2 separate regions of the Homo sapiens genome follow, and region 1 is linked to region 2. A link is a loop called in an ENCODE intact Hi-C map of the cell type or tissue named here. Cell type or tissue: ascending aorta. All regions are shown on one strand. Each heading gives the region's core, and the rest is flanking DNA. Links, peaks and the distances in the headings are about the cores only. Region 1 has its middle 230 kb from the start of CAAP1. Region 2 holds the start of LOC105376000 (a long non-coding RNA gene).

Evidence for each region. Peaks named below come from ENCODE experiments on the same cell type or tissue, not always from the same donor. Only the 100,000 strongest peaks of a DNase experiment are listed, where the experiment ranks them.
Region 1: a loop joins it to region 2, with 5 times the contacts of the local background. A loop is called at or near these places in 4 of 110 quality-filtered maps.

Annotation. Positions count from the first base shown.
Region 1 is chr9:26,659,924-26,670,323 of GRCh38, reverse strand. No RefSeq gene overlaps it. Among named protein-coding and RNA genes, the nearest start is that of CAAP1, 230 kb to the left of the region's middle. RefSeq lists a silencer at 478-557. In ascending aorta, for the core only: no CTCF peak of the experiment used is centred there; no DNase peak of the experiment used is centred there.
Region 2 is chr9:26,717,185-26,727,584 of GRCh38, reverse strand. It overlaps LOC105376000 (a long non-coding RNA gene), which reads left to right and starts at 2,642. Exons shown (of 4, transcript XR_001746638.2): 1 at 2,642-2,821; 2 at 3,013-3,149; 3 at 3,754-8,677. In ascending aorta, for the core only: no CTCF peak of the experiment used is centred there; a DNase peak (open chromatin) is centred at 3,844.

The sequences.
Region 1 (10,400 bases), core at 1,321-9,320, 58 kb after region 2:
GGTTGTTTTAACTGGGTTTGCCTTGCGGTCTGATGCAGAGTTGCAAACCCACACAAATACATTTATCGCCATCCCTAATGACAGGATACAATGTCTTATTGTATCATATGACTGAGTGGGACCTAAGAAAGCCACATTATGTTTCACCACAGGGATAGAAAAGGATTCATCTGACTTAGCTGTTTCAGTAGGAAAGGCCCCAGTGTTTTCTGTAAGGGAAGCCTTGAACTGCCTTAAATATAACTTTTCTACAACTTTTTGTAGTACTCTTTTCAGAGTCAGCCTGAAAAAAAATCTTTTGCTGAGACTTTTTCAAATGCCAAAGCAGGAATTGGGAGAGCTTTGTACTTGATTCTCATACATTCAGTTCACAGTTTGGCATTCTGCTGAGCTGACACAGAAGGGAGAAGTAAAATCAAGGGGGGAAGGGAAGGGAAATGGAAGGTTTCTGAGCTCAGTGTTTAAGAGTCTTTCTCACTCAAAACGCTGTTCAAGCCTGAGTGCACATGCACAGCCACACAAGGGAACTGGCTCCACTTTGCTAATGATGGCAGCGCGCATCATTTGCTATGCAGATCACAGAAGAAAGCCATTCTGCTTAGCTCTAATTCCATCAGGATCATTTACCTTTTGAAGGATAGAAAAGAATGAATTGAAGATCAAAATCATCAGCCTTATTGGCTTCATCCAAGATTTATGGCAGCTGCTTTCAAGGGCAACTGAAAAAACCAACTGCGGAATTCACATCTGTACCATTTCTTGTCTTTCAATATTTTATAAATGTTACGAGCAAAGTCAACCTCTGGGGATATTAAAATTAAACAACCTCTATCCCTCCCCTATATTGGAATGAGAGCATATATCAATAATTGCTATATTTAACTACTCTCATCTGTATCACACCTTTTAGGATTAGCTGTCTCAGAAGCCTGTATTTAGTTTACTATTCATTTGGCAAAGGTTATTATAATGTGGGATCTGTGTCTTTGTGATGTCAAAAGCATTAAACTTTGATTTAAATCGTTAATAATACAGTGTCCATTATTGCCAGTTTTAGACTTGAATTAAATTTTTTTAAAGAGCAAACATTTAAGGGATATCAACCAGCATTTGAAATGAAGATATATTGTCCTTAATTTAAGTGACCTGATGTGTGGACAAAAAAACCAAAAAAAACAACGTATATAAAAAAAATACCAGGAGGACATTTGCTGTGATCTCTGAGGAAGTAAATAAGGTTGCTTTGGTTTCTTTAGATGCTTTGATTAGTTTTGACAGCAAGAAATATATCTTGCTTTCATATGATAAAAGACTACAATGTAAGTGAGGCTGATACAGTGGCTCACAAATTATCCCAAGGATCAAGCACAGCAGACAAAAATTGATAAAGCAAATTAGCTTCCTATTTGCAAGATGCTCACAAGCTCTAAACTTCTCTTTTCTTAGTAAAACATTTACTCTTAAATCCCTAGTGAAGTAGCTCCTACAGATCTTCTTTGTGGTGTCTTCTGTTATTTCCAACAGATAAATGCCTTTCTCAGCTGGGTCTGCCAAGGTCTTGGCTCTTAGCCGTTATGCTCCGGGTCACAAAAAAGGTAAAATGCCAAATGTCAAAGAGAAATGGGCATGAGCTAACTAAATAAAGTCTAACTCATGAGAAGTGCTTAATATGGAATAAATTGCTCTTGCTGGAATGAATGGTGGAGCCAGAGAGTTCTATGTTCAAATCCAAGTTCTGCCTTATTAGCTGGGTCACCTTGGGCAAGTTACTTAACATCTCTGATGTTAAGCTTAATATCTTTTCTGTAAGATGAAGATACTGATAGGTCCCTCAGAAAGTTGCTGTGAGAATTAAGTGATTTAACATATCTGTTAAGTGTCTAGAGCAGTGCTTGGTGCATAGAAGGGGATGGATAAATGTTAGTTCTTTTTCCTAACCTCTTCTTATTAGGATTCAGTATGATATTCACAAAATGGTTACCAGTATCTATTTCATGTGTTTACCTTTGAGAGTATGTTTATTTAAGAAACTCAAGAGAGAAGGTTAATAGTATGAGAATTACTCCTGAGTATGATCCTGTATTATGGGCATTGCTGTCACAGTTCATAGAAATGGAAAGTGGAGTCAGAGAGTGAGAGACAGAAAGAGAAATTCTGTTATATTCCAAAGGGCATGTGACCTAACTGGAGTGCATTGACACTGGGATGAACTCTTTAGCCTCAGATTGTCCTTCCGTTCTCCTTGGCTCACTTTTCCATTCTCCTTGGACTCAAAACTCTCCCTTTGGCTTACTCAGCTCAGCCACATCAGGACTCCTAACAGTTTGTAGAACTTGCCATGCTTCTTTCTGCTCCAAGGTCTTTGCACTTACTCTTTCTTATGCCTGGAACAAATTTCCTTCTGGTATTAGCACAATTGACTTCCTCTCATCTTAAATACTAACTCCTCAGAGAGGCTTTCCTTGCTCATTCTAAGCAAGGTAGCTCCCTCACCACCATTTTTTGTGCCGTAGCAACCTTTTAATTTCCCCTTTCCCCTTACGTAAAACTAGTTACTGTTTTTGTTTGTTTAATCATCTGTCTTTGCATGTCTGTCTTCTTTCTTGCTCTGGCTAATAGCCTAGCTCAGTACACAACAACGGGTTAGTTGCTGAATAATAATAATTATATTAACAATAATAATAACTAACACTTGAAAAGTGCCTTCTATGTGCCAGCTGCTGTTCTTTACTTATATCAGCTGTTTAATTCTCCTCAAAACCCTATTCCCATATTACAAATATAGAAAATGAGATATGAGGCCGGGCCCAGCGACTCATGCTGTAATCCTAGTATTTTGGGAGGCTGAGGTAGGCCGATCGCTTGACCCCAGGAGTTGGAGACCAGCCTGGGCAACATGACGAAACCCTGTCTCTACAAAAATTACAAGTATTAGCCAGGCATGATGGTGCACAACTGTAGTCTCAGCTACTAGGGAGGCTGAAGTGGGAGGATCACGTGAGCCCAGGAGGGAGAGAGGTTGCAGTGAGCTGAGATTGCACCACTGTACTCCAGTCAAGGTAACAGACCCAGAGACCCCATCTAGAAAACAAACAAACAAACAAAAAAATGGAGACATAGCGTAGTCAAAGAGTTGTGTAATATTACACACTATTATATATTGCGTATTAGCTAATATATGTGTGAACTCTAACCATGAGAACAAACCTCTTTTCTAGCTTGGCTTTCACGGAGGCTTCCTCGTTCTTGTACCAATTAGTTGATGGAATTCAGGACATGGGATCCCAAAATATGGTACTTTAGTATTGGAGAAAACAGCAGTAGTAGGAAAGTCTCTCTGACCTTCCTCTTGCCTTTCTCTCCTAAAGCAGGCCGTAAATGAATTCTCTGACCTTCCTGTAAAGTAGTTCATAAGAGGTACCCTCCCTGTACCCTGAGGAAGGGAATATCTTTATCCTGGAAGACACAGACACACTAAGAAGGATTTGAACGAAACAGACCTTGCTAAAATTTTCCCAGTTTATTACCATTAGATCATGCCCTTTTGTCCTCCAGTTATAGTTCTCCACAACTATCTACTTCTTCATCAAACTTAGTATGAAAATACATAGATTTCTCTGTTTCTCTGGGTGTTCATGTCTGAAGGCTCTCTGTCATGTAAAACTTATAGTAAATAAATCTGTATGCTTATCTGTCATATGGAGGTCTTAGCTGTGAACCTAGCAATGGGTTAGAATTTTTTCTGCTCTTGGAAATTCCCTTTATTTGAATCTGCAAATGATCATAGTTTCGTCTTTATCACCTTGCTGTATCCTCTGTGTGCACCTGGCTGGCTGTGCCCCTGCCGTCCTGCATTGTAAATTGGCTTTAGGTTGCATGTTTCTCCAGCTTGGTAAGGAGAGATCGGGACTAAATAATTTCTTACTTAGGTCATTTGTATAAGAATTTATAGTGGTGCTCTGAAGTTTGTTTTGGGATTCACTTATAAGACCTTGGTAGGAGGTGTGAAGACTTCTTGAGAGGAGAAGTTTAAACACAAATAATTGGTTCTAACCTGTACCTGATGAAAGCATGTATCACTGACACCTTAGTTATGCAAAGCAGTCATGGGGTGACACATCTTTTCCGTTTTAGGGAAGTTTATGTACTGCTGAAACAGTTTTAATTTTTCACTCTGGCAGGCACACATTTCTGGGATCTTTGACTGTGTCTTTTTGCTTATACACCGAGTGTCTTAGACATTATATTTATTCTCCTGAAGACTCCCTGGAACATCAGCCATTGCACTAAGTGATGAGAGAGTGTCTCCTGGGGATGCTAGGTGCTTGGGACAGTGGCCCCCAAGTGAAATGCCTTTAGACTGCTGTACTGCAGAGCCAGGCTGCATTTCTACACTCTGGCTCCTTCTGCTGCTGTTGGCTGTCACTTGATAGCTGTCGGGTGTCCTAGCTGCTGTCATTCCCTGCATTATTTTATGCCCGATTGTCTGAATCATGGCTTGAGGGTGGATCCACGTCTCCTAAAGAGTCAAGTGTGTGGGCTTTATGACAGTCATTTTCCCCATAGATTTTTTTCTTTTTACTTTTAAGTTCCAGATGGTTAAGATGACTAGAAAGTGTGGCTCCTAGGTAATAAATTGGGTTTTAATTTTTCTTTTTATAATTACAAGTTTTATACATTGTAATTGTATATTTTATGATATAAAATGTATAATTTAACATTAACACAAACATATTGATGCATTTAACCCACAAAAATTTATTGTGTGCCTACTAAATGCCAGGCACTGTGCTAAGCACTGGAGTTATAATAATGCTGAGCCAAACCAGGTGGGTTTCTGCCTTCATGGAGCTGTAGACTGGAGAGGCAGACAATTCAGTAAGTGCATCAATGAAAACTGTGACTCTAATAAGGTGAACAAAGAAAAAGGTATACTATAGGGATTGAATCTTATCAAGAAGCTTGGGGAAGGCTTCTCTGAGAAAATAACTTTGAGCTAAGCTGTAAAAGATGAATAAGAAGTAAGGAGGCTACAATTTATGAAATACTCTATTCTTTTTCAGTTTTTTCTTGTGTGTGTATTTTTTCTTTTTTCTTTTTTTTTAAATTTTTTTAGTATTTATTGATCATTCTTGGGTGTTTCTCGGAGAGGGGTATTTGGCAGGGTCATAGGACAATAGTGGAGAGAAGGTCAGCAGATAACCATGTGGACAAAGGTCTCTGGTTTTCCTAGGCAGAGGACCCTGCGACCTTCCGCAGTGTTTGTGTTCCTGGGTACTTGAGATTAGCCAGTGGTGATGACTCTTAAGGAGCATGCTGCCTTCAAGCATCTGTTTAACAAAGCACATCTTGCACTGCCCTTAATCCATTTAACCCTGAGTTGACACAGCACATGTTTCAGAGAGCATGGGGTTGGGGGTAAAGTTGTAGATTAACAGCATCCCAAGGCAGAAGAATTTTTCTTAGTACAGAACAAAATAGAATCTCCTATGTCTACTTTCTACACAGACACAGTAACAATCTGATCTCTCTTTCTTTTCCCCACATTTCCCCCTTTTCTATTCGACAAAACCGCCATAGTCATCATGGCCCGTTCTCAATGAGCTGTTGGGTAGACCTCCCAGATGGGGTGGCTGCCGGGCAGAGGGGCTTCTCACTTCCCAGATGTGGCGGCCAAGCAGAGGGGCCTCCCACCCCCCAGACGGGGCGGCCGGGCAGAGGCGCCCCCCACCTCCCAGAGGGGGCGGCTGCCTGGCGGGGGCGCCCCCCCACCTCTCAGATGGGGCGGCTGCCGGGCGGGGGCGCTGCCCACCTCCCAGATGGGGCGGCTGGGTGGAGACGCTCCTCACTTCCCAGATGGGGCTGCTGCCGGGCGGAGGGGCTCCTCACTTCTCAGACGGGGCGGCCGGGCAGAGACGCTCCTCGGTTCCCAGACGGGGTCGCGGCCGGGCAGAGGCGCTCCTCACATCCCAGACGAGGCGGCGGGGCAGAGACGCTCCTCACCTCCCAGACGGGGTGGCGTCTGGGTAGAGACGCTCCTCAGTTCCCAGACGGGGTGGCGGCCGGGCAGAGGCGCTCCTCACCTCCCAGACGGGGTGGCCGGGCAGAGGCGCTCCCCACATCCCAGAGGATGGGTGGCCAGGCAGAGACGCTCCTCACTTCCCAGACTTGGCGGCCGGGCAGAGGGGCTCCTCACATCCCAGACGATGGGCAGCCAGGCAGAGACGCTCCTCACTTCCTAGATAGGGTGGCGGCCGGGCAGAGGCTGCAATCTCAGCACTTTGGGAGGCCAAGGCAGGCGGCTGGGAGGTGGAGGTTGTAGCGAGCCGAGATCACGCCACTGCATTCCAGCCTGGGCAACATTGAGCACTGAGTGAGCGAGACTCCATCTGCAATCCTGGCACCTAGGGAGGCCGAGGCGGGCAGATCACTCGAGGTCAGGAGCTGGAGACCAGCCCGGCCAACACGGCGAAACCCCGTCTCCACCAAAAAATACAAAAAGCAGTCAGGCGTTGCGGCGCGCCTGCAATCCCAGGCACTCGGCAGGCTGAGGCAGGAGAATCAGGCAGAGAGGTTGCAGTGAGCCGAGATCGCAGCAGTACAGTCCAGCCTCGGCAACAGAGGGAGACCGTGGAAAGCGGGAGACGGAGACGAGGGAGAGGGGGAGACCGTGGAAAGCGGGAGACGGGAGACGGGAGATGGGAGACGGGAGAGGGAGAGGGAGCTTTTTCTTTTTTTTTTGAGATGGAGTCTTGCTCTGTTGCCCAGGCTAGAGTACAGTGGTGCGATCTTGCCTCACTGCAACCTCTGCCTCCTGGGTTCAAGTGATTCTCCCACTTCAGCCTCCTGAGTAACTGGGATTACAGGCACGTGCCACCATGCCCAGCTAATTTTTGTATTTTTATTAGAGATGAGGTTTTAAGATGTGGGCCAGATTGGTCTCGAACTCCTGGGCTCAAGCCATCTGCCTGCCTTGGCCTCCCAAAGTGCTGGGATTACAGGCATGAGCCACTGTGCCCAGCCAGTTTTACCTATTATTTCATTTTTACTTTTCCACCAACCCAGTGATCCCTTTTATCAGCTGATGACTCAGGTATCAAGGGAGTTTTTTTGTGACTTGCCTCAGGTCAGTCACACAACTAGCAAGAGACGGAATGGGGACCAGATGCCCATCTTCCATTTATAAGAAATGGAGGTGATAGATCTAGGCTCAAATTATATTCCTCTAGTTATTTTTTAGGTAAATAATATTCTAGTTATTACTTAGCCTTTGCCATTATCAAGTATAAAATCGTGACTATTAATGCTTATTTTACTTAGCTGTTGAGAAGATAGGATGAGATGGCATAATACTTTAACAAATGATCATTCTTTTCCTTTAGTGCCTTCCTTGGTGAACCCCTTCTCTCTCCACTGCTCTACACTTTGCATGCTCTGCAGGAGGAATGCATCCTGTGATAAGGGGGAGTTCTTGCAAATCATCCCTATATTCTATGTGTGTATTAGTTCTATGAACTCTATGTGGATACATGTGCTTAAAGTAAATACATCCTTTCTAATATATCAGGACAGGACATTGCACATTTATTATTACATACCTAAAAATGGAATCTGGAGAAAGTTAACCCTCCAACGTAGCTGTTGTATGCTGACTCACTCATAGGACCAGTCCAGTACCTAGAATTTTTGCCCTAGCTGGCAGGCAGAAGCTTACAGTTAAGTTAATATTCAACTGTAGCAACCAAGACATCCCAGCTATCTAGTACATCTACTTCTCTTTTCTTTAAAATGTATTTTTGATTATTAAATTGCATGGTTTTGTATTTCTCATGGCAGACTACTCTTGAGAGGCAGGATGAAAAAGACACCCTGCTTTGATGTCCTTCCTCCTGCAGGATGAAAAAGACATAGATTGTAGAGTTAGAGTCCTGGTTTTGAATCTGTCCTGCCACGTGGAACAGATGGCTGGCTTTGATTATTCAAGTTATTTAATTTCTTTAGTATTCAATTTCCTTGTCTAAAAAATGTGGACAGGAACAGCTTCTTTATAGATTCTGGTTAAATAAAAGAGATAAATAAGAGAGATAAACATGTGAAAGTTTCCTTATCTATAAAATGAGGATAATAATAGTTCTAATTCTAGTGTGGTTGGAAGGCTTTTGTAAAATGCTGAGCAGAGGGTATGGTGGATGATAAGTGTTGGCTATTATTATGATGGGTCAGATATTATGCTAAGTGCTAGAGGTGCTTGAAACTCAGCAAGATGTGTATGTGGGTGTGTGTATAACAGGGGGAGATTGAGATGCACTGGGAGAATAGTGCAGGAGCCTTGGTGCAAGTACAGCTCTGGGTTCTGAGCCACTGTTGACTATCTCTAGGGTAATAAGTGTTAACCTTGAGTGGTTTACTCCATCTAGAAAGTCACTGGATAATGTGAAATCCTTTCTGGGAGGAGATTTTTTACCATTCTTGATTAGACTTCAGGACCAGGTCTGTAACCATTTTTTCTTTCTTCTTCCACCTCACCTTCAAATATCCTAAAGGGTTAGTTTTTCTGTAAAACCGAAATGACTGCAAGTCATTGTGCAGAGCTGGGGTGTGTGGATAGGCTTTTGATGGATGGAGTTGAGCTGTGGAGCTTGGATCACTTGCGACGTTGCTGATGCAACCTCTGAATGGGATGGAACTTTTGAGAGGAGATGGGGACTTGGCACTTATGATGTTACCTGGAAGAAAAATGACAGTTGGGTGGACCAGAGCACGGGGGCTATGCATAAGGAGTGGGACGCTGGCAATTAGGGGGCGTGTCAAGCATCATATCTGACAAGAAAAAGGGGTTGGTGTAAGGACTTTCCTGGAGCTGCCAGGGACAGTGACTAGATTGTTGGAAATTTTACTGCTTGGGAGATGAAATTAGAAAGCTAGCTTGATATAAGTAAAATATATTATAGACTTGAAGGGGAGGGCATCATGGTAACAGTTTTGTATAATAAAAGGTATTTAGGGGTTTTCACAAGGTCTAACATTCACGGGAGCTCTCTAGCCAAAAGAAATTTAATGACCACCTGAAATCTAGGTCTTTTAATGAATAAATGACATAAAGAGATGAAAGATGAGGAGCAAAATAATGAAAAGAATTATAGTGTTTGAGTACTTATTTACTTAAAAATAACTGAACAATTTATAGGGATTCTGATCTATCACAGGTTGAGACCAAAGTTTATCCCTCCCTCCCTCCTTTCCTCCATCCCTTCATCCCTCCCTCTCTCCCTCCCACTCTCTCTCCCTCTCACCACCCATCCATCCATCACCCACCCACCCACCCATCTGTCCATTTATTCAATAAATATTTATCATGTCAAATGAAGATAGATATCTTGTATTTTGTTCCAGAAGATAGCAATAGGAACAATGCATGATAAATTAGGTAGGCTGTTTTCAGTTAAGAGATGGAATGAATAAATTGTCTTGGGAGAAGGTGAATTCATCATCATTCCTCCCTTTTTCCCTTCATTCAATAAAGATTTCTTTATTTTCTTCTGTGTGCCAGATATTTTTCTGAGTCCTGGCGATTTACAGTGTTGTGGGGGCAATATTAAAGAAGACAAACAAATTAATTGAGTTGTTGATTGGTGCTATAAAAGTAAAGTCAGATAAGGGGGTGCAGTGATGTTGAGGTGGGGAGAAAGAACCATTTTAAAAACAATGATTCTAGAGGCCTTTCTAAGGAGGTGGCATTTAAGTAGTGTTCTTGATGAGGTGTAGGAATTGTATGTGGAGAAAAGTGTACAGATAAAGAGAACAACAGGTATAAAACCCCGGGGAGAGAAACAGCTTGACCTGCTTGAGGAATAAGGCTCACGTGGTTGGAAGTCAAGTGAGAGGGGAAGGTGAGAAGGAAGTCTAGAGAGGAGTCCAAGGTAACATGTGGTAAGACCTTGTAGGTCGTAGGAAGGAGTTTGGATTTCACTCCATGTGTGATGAGAAGCAGCCTGTAGGGAGCTTTAAGCAGGGGGATGGTTGGATCTAATTTCCTGTTTTAAGAGATTATTCTGGTTGCTGTGTGGAGAGTGGTGTGTATGGGAGAAGACTGGGTCCTTTTGATTCAGTGTTCATTTTATATGTTAAAGGAACAAACATTCATATTTTATAAAATTAGATAAGTTACCAGATCATATGGATACTGAATTATTTTCTGTCCTGTAGAATCGTGAAATACTTCAAAAAATTTTCTCATCTGAATTTAACTTTTGCAAATTTAGCTATGAATAGATCAGACCAAACCATGCATTTGATATAGTCAGAATGTAGCAAACTGATCATTTATTGCTTTAGTGATTTGAGTGTTTTTTTTTTTCTCCTGCAGAGACCTATTTGTATTCTGTTGATTTGAGAAGTTT
Region 2 (10,400 bases), core at 806-8,805:
GAGTCGAGCACATTGTAGACACGTCATAAATGTTAGTTCCTTTCTTCCTTCTTTTTTCCATGTTGTTGAGCTCTCTTCCTGAGGAGAGTACCTAAAATGAGATTCTGATACTACTGCATAAAACCAAGCTCACAGGATGAGTCACAGTGGGAATCAAAAACTCCTGATTAAAATCTCCCAGGAGCTCTTGAAGACATATCTGTGAGATTTCTGAGCTCCAAGCCAGTTACTGATACCACATACCGCCAGACTTTGTGGAGGTTGCTAAGATTTCCAAGAGGATGGAAGACTCACTGGCATTTGTGTCTGTCTTCTTTTTTTTTCTGGGAGTTGTCATAATTCCCTCAGTGATGATTTTATATGTTCAAGAAAATGAAATGGGGCTTATGTATGAGACCACTCAAGAGTATTAGGGCATGCACTAATGAGAACAAGATCATGGATTTGATCTTGATCAATTCCAGACCCACAGCACTGCCATCCTAATCTCTGACTGGACATCACACAAAGGTTTACTCTAGCTCCAAGTTGGGACTAGGAGTGAGACTGTGGCTGGTGACCATTAACTGGTGATGAATGACTATCTCTTCTTGAATGGAGCTGGTGATTTCCGTTACTCTAATCAACTGATTTGTCCTCTGCATTCCTTGGGTTTCTTCCTGTAAATGGGATTAGCCATCTTTGCCTTACTAACATTCTTCCTTGAAAATCCTCAGGCAAACCAAACTACCTGTACCATTCACTGTCATTAATAATGTTGTATCTGGTCCCATGCCTGTCATATGGCAGTGTCCAATAAGTGTTTGCCCTTCCACTGTGTGAGGAGACATCTTGGTGTAGTGGAAATTGCCCAGGCTTTAAAGCCAGAAATACCCATGTTCCCATCCTCATTCTGTCACTTACTAGCAAGGAGGTCTTAGGTTACTTCCCTGGAACTCGACTTCTTCATCTGCAAGGTGGGGATAATAACACTAAATCTATAAGGTTACTTTTAGGACTAAATAAAATAATATATAAATATTACTCCTTTTCTCATTCTTCTTAGCTCCTAAACTATATCACATAATTATATATGATATTATCAAAATAATATAAAGGAATATGCTGTGGTTTAGTCATGGAGTAATTAATGAACTATTGTAAAGGGTATGCAGAATTTCTCTGTTGCTTCTCAGAAGCTTTATGTATTTCAGAAATTTCCTACATTTTTGTGGTTATTGGAAGTGACCTTTCTTGTTTCCAAGCATCGTATACATGCATATTATGTTTATTTAAAAAACATTTAATCTTTTGATTTGTAAAGGGAGAGGGAGTATGCTATATGTTCAGTCCATCATCTTGAAACTTGAAGTTCTATGCTTGCAAATGTTTTTAGCTTCTTAATTTTCTTATTTTACTTGAATTTCCTCTTAATTAAGAAGGTTGTGCATAGTAGCAGTGTTGGGGCAGTGTGGTGCTGAGAAAGAGTCATGGGTATATCAACATTTTTATTTATACAATGTGAGGTGGAAAGAAAAAGAGAAAAATTATGCATGAAAGCAGAATGAAAAGAGGTTAGAAATAATGAAATAGTTCCCTTCAGACATTCAATATTTGAAAGAAGGCTTAAGGCTTAGGGGTTTCCAAAGAGGTAACAAGATAAAAACAAAGAGAAAAAACATTGGCTTGAAATTCAGGGGATGGAAACATCTTCCCAGTTCTGCCGTTCCCACTTGGTCATTTGGCCAGCTGGCATCAGGTCTCTGGGCCTTGGTTTCCTTCTCTGTAAAATGGTTGTGAAGGAGGGCTATTACTCAGATGGTTTTAATTGTCTGGTTCATGTCTTGCAACAATTAAATCAACACCTGATTCATCAAAGCTCTGGGGAATTCCTTGCTGGCGGTTTAAAAATAGAGTTCTGTGGAAAAAAACAAATGACGAATCCAATATGTGAACATGCCATTTTGTTTGAAAAGAGGGAATGAGAGTGAAATGCTAGAAACCAGAGATGCTAGACTATTTTTAGCAGGAATATTAATATAGAAGTAGTAAACTGTGAAACTTTAAGTTTGGCATAACCTAGCCACAAAAAAGGAGATCAATCACACTGAGCAAAAAAAAAAAAATAATCATATGGAAACAGTGTCCATTTTTAACAGTGACTGTCTGCCTCACCACCTTTGTGGCAATAAGGTAGATATAAACAAATTGATTTTTGAGAAAATGAGACCAACTCACCAAATATTTAATTTATATATATACACACACATGCATACAGCTACAAAAACTATAACTGAATACCAATAACTAAATATGACTTGTCCATGTGGATACTGTGCCTAAGTGTCTTATCAAACAATGGAACATACAAGAAAAATTGAAAGTAGAGTGCTTTTTGAGTAAAAGAGGGTTAGACATGAGGACACTGCCTTATATCTTTGAATATCTTATATCTCTTTGTGTCTTTGAAGATTTGTTTTTGTATTATACTATTAATGGAAAGAGTAGAACAGAAAGGGGAATATGACCCAAGTTTATTCTTCCTTGCTCAGAGTGAGGAAATAGCAGCTTTCAAAAGGTAAAAGCCAAAGAATTTGAAATAGGTGGAACAAAAAAGATTGATGATTGGAATAAATGGAGATTTCCTTAATTTTTTATTCAGCAGATATTTGCCAATGGCCTATTATGAACCGTACCCTAAAAGCTTCACAAAGGAAAAGTGAATGGGCAGACGGGAATTTGATGTTTCTAAAAGACATGTGTGACCTGATGTGGAATTAATATACCAATATGTGAAATTTCCAGAAAGTAAGAGAATGTAAGTGGGGAGTGAGGAGTAAAGGTGAGTAAAGGTGTGTGGTAAATGAGATGGGGGTGGGGGGGAATGACAGTTCCAGAAACCATATGGGAAGAGAATATGAAATGCAGAAATGTTTTAGATAAAAATGTCATGAGCATTGGCAAAATAATTAGAAGCTGGGCTGCCAGAAAGCAATGGAAAAGAATATGATTAACATAAAAATGTATTGACAGGCTTGAAGGAGTTATTGTGATGATCACACCTGGAATTAAGGCACCATGGAGGAGCTAACTGGAATGAGACTGCAGAGATACAATGGGCACAATACAGTATGTATTGTAATGAAGGAGGAAGCACACGTTTATTTTTGGTAAGAAAAGAGCATGACTCTTACTTGCTGTAAACAGGAGAACTTGAACATACAGAAGGTGAAGAGGAAAGGAACCAACATTTTTTGGCCTTACTGTCTTTAAGCCACTTGACATAGGTCATCTCGTTAAGCATAACAGCTCTAGGATATTATACCCATTTTGCATAAGAAAAAAACCAAAGCTCAGAAATTGTAAGTAATTGGCCAAGATCACACAGCTAGTAAGTGGCAGTGCTGGAATTCCAACTCAGGTGCACCTGCTTTAAAAGTAAGCAAGGGTGTAGCAGTCAAGATCAGACCAGGAGACCAAAACCACACCGATTCATTTTACTAAATTGAATATTAAAAATTGCACTAAAGGTGTTAATGAACTGAAAATGCAAAAAGTGAACATTAAGATAATCACAGATGTGGCAGCTTCGGGAAGCAGTGACAAGGCATTGGGTTGGGGGAACAAATGTCTGCGAGGAGGTTGAAATCGTCAAACCTAGGAGCTTGGAGGAAAGGCCCCCTGGGGCTGGAACCCAGAACTCTGGGGAAGATGCACTCCTTGCTGGTGCTGGTGTCTACGAGAGCGTGAGTCGAGGCTGTTTTGTAATTGCAGGAAAAACTACAAACTGGAATCAAATCCTGCTACAGGAGCAAGTTGCTGCTGCCAGGGTGAAGAAACGCTGCTGGGGTGATGCCCATAGCAACATGACGCCGACAGGACAGGCAAGTCCCTTCCACCCTCCGGCTTCCCTTAGTGCCCCCTGTTGGCTGAGTCTAACAAAGCAGCTGGCAAGGTGGTTCTCAGAATTCCTGCCCCATCACAAAGCCCAGCACAGAAGGGTGGGTCTGAAGCGGGATATGTAGCTTGATGATTGGAACAAAGAACAGAGGCTAAGGAAAACAGTTTCGTTATCTCCCCCATAACAGTTCAGAAGAGTTTTATGCTTAACAGAAGGAAAGACAGATTTTAATATTGGCTTTGGAGGAAGGGACATAAACAAGTTACGTTTCACTGATTTCTGCAAATTCGTGCAAAATTAAAACTACAGAATACATTGGAAAGAAATATACCTTTAGAATCTCCAAGTACATAGAGAACTGCTTTACTTAGGCGTTACATAAATACAAACGCATATTAATTACCCTGTTCAGTGAGGTAGAAAAAAGACAATTAATTGTTTAGCTGCTGAAGATTCTTTATTATTAGGACAGAAGGACAATTAGCTTTAAAAGCATTGCTCAGAACATGTATTTTTTTTTCCCCAAATGTTGCTTTTTTTTTTTTTTTTTTCCGAAACAGAACAAACCAAGCCCTTTCCCGCAAGAACTACATTGTGAAGAAAGCAAATGCTAAGTAGGAATTAGAAAAAAGAAAACATGCCTAAAGCCCATGGGAATGACAATTCCTGGTTAACTGTAAAAAATGGGGAATGTAATTGAGACAGATGACCAGATTTAGGAAAAATAAACCTCACCATTAAAATCTAATTAAATATTTACATTTCAGCATTAAGTTTCTTCTCAAAAGTTTTGTGAGCAGCGGGGTGACAGTGAAGATTATTGACTATAATTTGCCGAAGTTTTTTAAACTAAATTAGTTTTGTGCAATGTATGGAAGGTTTACTCAGCCGCACTTATCCAGCGGCTGCTTTATTATTCTTTTAAAGTGAATCATTTATAACTGTTCTCAGAGATCTTTTATCAGCTACTTATCTCCTTCAACTGGACTTGTGATGCCAAGGGATAAAATGAATTGCTGGCTAATATTGTGAGAATTAATCAGACCACAACAGCAGGAGAGTAATGACTTACTTACAGTCAGATATTTGCATTTGGCAGTAAAATCACAACAAAAATATAAGGATGTTTAATCTTTTGCTTCGACTGGAGCACGGGAACATGTTGGCAATACAAAAGAAATACAATAATCGTGTGTTTTAATTTTGGGTGTTTACCTAATCTGAGGGATTTATTTATTCTAGGAAGAAAGCTCTTATTTGATGTGAAGATTTTTTTTTCATTTTGCAGCACCTTAGATTGGTCTTGTTTCCTGAAATTTTTTTTTTTTTTTCTGTTAGAGATCTTTGGACAGATGAACTGAGCCTTTTGCCCCTCATCTCACCTTTCTCCAAAATATGCTGGTTCTGTTATCTTTGTTTCCTTTCTGTCCCTTGGCCCCTTGGTAACTTAGAAGAAAGGAGTGGCACAACCAAGACCAAGGGTGGCAACGTTACTGCTGCTATTCTGTTGAAATGATTTCATGTGCTGCTTGTTCTCTTTTCTTAGAGTCTGGCAGTTTCAAAAAGTAGGATTAGGTTCTTAGTTGCTATGTAAACACTAAAGAAGGTATGCAGTGAGAAATTATTTCCTGATTTGAGTCTATAAATCAAATGCTTTGGAGAGCATTTCCTATAATCAGAAGCCACTTTCTTCAATTTATATGTCTGTATCAGTGTGTTAATGGCATCCATTACTGTTTGGTTCTGGTAAGTTGTAGAAAGTTGTCCTCCTCAGTAACTGTATGGTTTTTGGCCTTTTCTGGATACATGCCCATGTGTATGTCGTATACATATGTTAGTGTGCCTGTTCACACTAATACACATATTTTTTCCCTTTTCAGAAGTCGTGTAGTATCTAAGTGGGAAAGCTAAGTAGAAAAGCACATAAACTCAAAGAGACCTAAGTTTAAATCTCTTTTAAAGGCTATTTCCTGGTCATGTTATTCACCTCTTGGAACTTTATTTTCCTCATGAATAAAATGAGGATTACAAACCTACCTTGCAGAGTTGTTGTGAGGATTAGAGATTATAAATGAAACGTGCCTGACACTTGCTCAACAAATGACAGTAGCGATTGTTCCTATAATCCACGGATAATCAGCACCTTTGGATTTCTTGCACTTCTTGTGGGTTTCTGGTTAAAGCAAAGAATAAAGCCTGTACATTTGCCTGGAGCAGTCCATGGATCGTAGCTTTGGAAAAGTCTAAACTCCGAGTCTACCTTCAGACTGGTAGCTCTAGTCAAGGACAGGGAGCCCCCACACAAAGCAGAATCTTGTGCATCTTGTTTTATAGTCTTTCTGAAGTCTATCTTCCTAATTTCCAGAGCAATTTGCTTTTTCTTCTAAACTTCTCAGGGGCAGAGACTGTGTTTTAGTTTTCTTTACATCACTAGAGCTGATACACAGTAGGTTCTTTTTTTTTTTAATTTTTTTTTTTTTTAGATGGATTCTCACTCTGTCGCCAGGCTGGAGTGCCGTGGCATGATCTTGGCCCACTGCAACCTCCACCTCCCAGGTTCAAGTGATTCTCCTGCCTCAGCCTTCCAAGTAGCTGGGACTACAGGCGCGTGCCACCACACCCAGCTAATTTTTTGTATTTTCAGTAGAGATGGGGTTTCACTATGTTGGCCAGGGTGGTCTCGATCTCTTGACCTCGTGATCCACCTGCCTCAGCCTCCCAAAGTGCTGGGATTACAGATGTGAGCCAGCGGACACACAGTAGGTTCTTAGTAAATGCTCAGTGAAATGAATGACTATACTGAGTGTTTTTTTTTTTTTTAATCCCAAACTGGCAGTGACATCAGTACTCTTTTTCCAAGATGCCACTCACTTCTGCTTTGCTATTTTGCTAAGAAACTGGTTGTTTGACCTTTGATCAGAATTTGATTCGGAATAGGATCTAGGGATGGCAAATGGGTTGCACCTTGTGTACCAACACTATTGGGAGCAGATCTCTATTGGATTGTCATCCAACCTTTAGTTTGAAAGAATGGCAGTCAGTTAGTGGTGGCTGTCACAGACCTGGGAGTGGGGAGAAAATATGTCACGTATTTACTCTCCTTGATAGAGTTACTTCTTTTACCCATTAGAATTTTAACCCTCTTTGAATGTTTTCCTTGCATTTCATCAGCCTGGCTGGTTGGAGTGGAGGGAGATTGAAAGGATGAGAATCCCTGAATCTCATTCTTTCCTCTAGCACTACTTGAATGTCACTGTTGTAAAGGATGACCCTCTTTATTCACAAGGAGACAACACTGGCTTTAGGATATCTCTTACGGCCAGAGGCTGGGCAAATGTCCTACTATCAGGTCAGTATCTGGTGATGTCTGAGTGGGGATCAAACTTCTTAAAGTCTTCTGTTGAGAGTGAAAAGGAAATGTCCAATGTAACAACAGACAATGACATCACCTTCCATTTTGGCAAAACCTGGACTTAATTTGGAATCCTGATCCAAAATCCTTACTGATGTTAGGGAGGTTATTTCCTTGAGCTCCTATCTTCATTAAAATGGGAATAGAAATATCAGACTTATCATAGGCATAGGGAAGGTACAGAAGGAATTTCTTGTTATAGTGTAATTCGAACGGATATTATTATTATTATTTTGAGACGGAGTCTCACTCTGTTGCCCAGGCTGGAGTGCAGTGGCGTGATCTTGGCTTACTGCAAACTCCACCTCCTGGGTTCACGCCATTCTCCTGCCTCAGCCTCCGAAGTAGCTGGGACTACAGGTGCCCGCTACCATGCCCGGCTAATTTTTTGTATTTTTTAGTAGAGACGGGGTCTCACCATGTTAGCCAGGATGGTCTCGATCTCCTGACCTTGTGATCTGCCTGCCTCGGCCTCCCAAAGTGCTGGGATTACAGGCATTAGCCACTGAGCCCGGCCAGGATATTATTATTATTGAAACTAGGTTAATCTTTTAAAATACAAATGATTCATGTTGTAAACAATTCCAACAATACAAACAAATAATAGGAAGAAGAAATCAACTCAAATCACACCACTCAGAAATGAGGAGGCATAACATTGTGATACGCATCTTCCAGAAATCTCTCTTCAGGATAAATCATAAGATACCAACAAACTTAGTGACTTATTTTATTCAAGTGAACAATACATTCATAGATATCTTTCTATGCCAGTGAATTTTAATTTACATAGTATTTCTTTTTAACTTTTCATTATGGAAAATTTCAAACATACAAAAACATTCAAAATATTATATAATCCCCCCATGGATCTATTATCTAATTTTGTTTCATCTGTATCTCTCTTTCACTCCTCACCTCATCACTGGATCATTTTTAAACAAATCCCAGACATTGTGTCTGTATTAGTTTCCTAGGGCCGTCGTAACAAACTATCACAAACAGAGTGTCTTAGAACAACCAGAAGTTTATTCTCTCACAACCAGGAGGCCAAAAATCTGAAATCAAGGTTTTGATGGGTTGGTTCTTCTGGAGGCCTTGAAGGAAAACCTGTTCCATTCCACTCTCCTGGCTTCCTGTGATATTGACCATCCTCAGTGTTTCTTGGCTTGTGGCTGCATCTCTCCAATCTCTGCCTCCATCCACATGGGCTTCTTCCCTGTGTGTGTCTGTGTGTTTCTCTGTGTCCTCTCCTTTGTTTTTAATAAGGACACCAGTCGTTGGATTTACAGCCCACCCTAAACCCAGGATGATTTCATCTTGAGATCCTTAATTACATCAGAAAATATCCTATTTCCAAAGAGGATCACATTCTGAGGTTTCAGGTAAATATGAATGTTGGGGGGACACTATTCTACCCACCTATATCTGAAAACTAATGTTTTATTGTCTGAATATGCCACGGTTTTTAACCTATCCTGCTAATGACAGTACTGGTTGTTTCTGGTTTTTTAATGAAGCATACATCTTTTCACTCTTGGGTAAGATGGCTGAGTCAAAAGGATTTACATTTTCCATTCTGATACATGTTGACAAACTATTTCCTAGAAGAATCATACTAATCTGCACCCCCAAAAGTACACCAACACTGGATTTTGTCCATTTCATCCATTTAGTAAATGGGAAATATTTTTATTTTTATTTTTATTTTTTCAATTTTAAATGAGTGGGGGTGACTTTTTTTTTTTTTTATTTAAAGAAAGAATATGCAACAGTGGTGGAAATGAGAGAGAAGAACAGCTAGGAACGCTTGAATGCTGAGGCTCAAAAGTGATTCAGATCAAATCATTTCCACCACTTGTATCAAGAAGTTCAGGGGAAAAGCAATAGAGAAATGCTATTTATCTTCTATATGTAGGGTATATACATTACACTATGGGATGCTTATAGTAGAAAATGAATGCCCTGCAGATCAAGGAAATAACCTCTTTAAGTTTCTGTGGACAATTGTAACAAAATGTTCAATCTAGAGGAATTATTGCCCATTGGAGGTCACTTCTTTAACCAAGGGGCAATACATATTTCACAGCCAGGTTGTACATTAGGCTTTTGTTCATTTTGAAAAAAGAAAAAAAAAGTCATTCTAGGTATTCTCCTATCATCACTCAGACCTATCAAGTGAGCTAACAGAATTGTAGGGCGTGGCCAATTCTCTGGCTAAAAGTCAAAGGACCTTGGGGACTAGAATCATCAAAAAGGATAGTTTAAGACTTTAACAAAGTCACGCTTTATCCCATATTTTACTTTATTTCTGTTAATAATTTAGATTTAATTATATAATTTTTTTGTTTTTTAGTTACCAAAGGAATGCATGTTCATTTATAATATTTAAATGTTTAAGGTACTACATAGAGTAGAAAGTGAATGCCCCCTCATGTCACCCTGTGGTAGATAATTTGGAATAAATATACATTCCCAGGTTTTTTCTATACACAAACATAATAATTATTATTATTTTTTACAAAATTGAGCTCATGTTGCCCTGCAATTTTCTTTTTCCACTTATTCATACGCCTTGCACATTTTTATCATGGAAGTATATGTAGATCTATTTCATTTTAACAGCTGCAGTGTATACCACTAGAGGGATACATCATTTCCCTACAGATTTGGTTTGTTGCTGATTTTTCACTGCTGCAAACAGTGCTTCACACTATTTGTGTAGAATTGCACATTTTTTGCAGGTATTTCCATAGGATCCATTCTGAGATGAACAATTGCTGAATTCTTTTCACTTAACATGGGAGCTAAACATTGGGTACTCCTGGACATAAAAATGGCAACAATAGACACTGAGGACTGCTAGAGGGGGAAGGGAGAAAGGGGGGCAAGGGTTGAAAAACTGTTTGGCACTGTGGTCAGTACCTGGGTAACTGGATCATTTGTACCCCAAACCTCAGCATCATGCAATATGCCCAGGTAACAAACTTGCATGTGTACCCCTGAATCTAAAGTGAAAGTTGAAAAAGAAAGAAAACCCAAATGTGCAGCAAATTTTTTTAAAAAAGCAAAATAACAATGCAACAATAAAAAATAACATAAATTTAA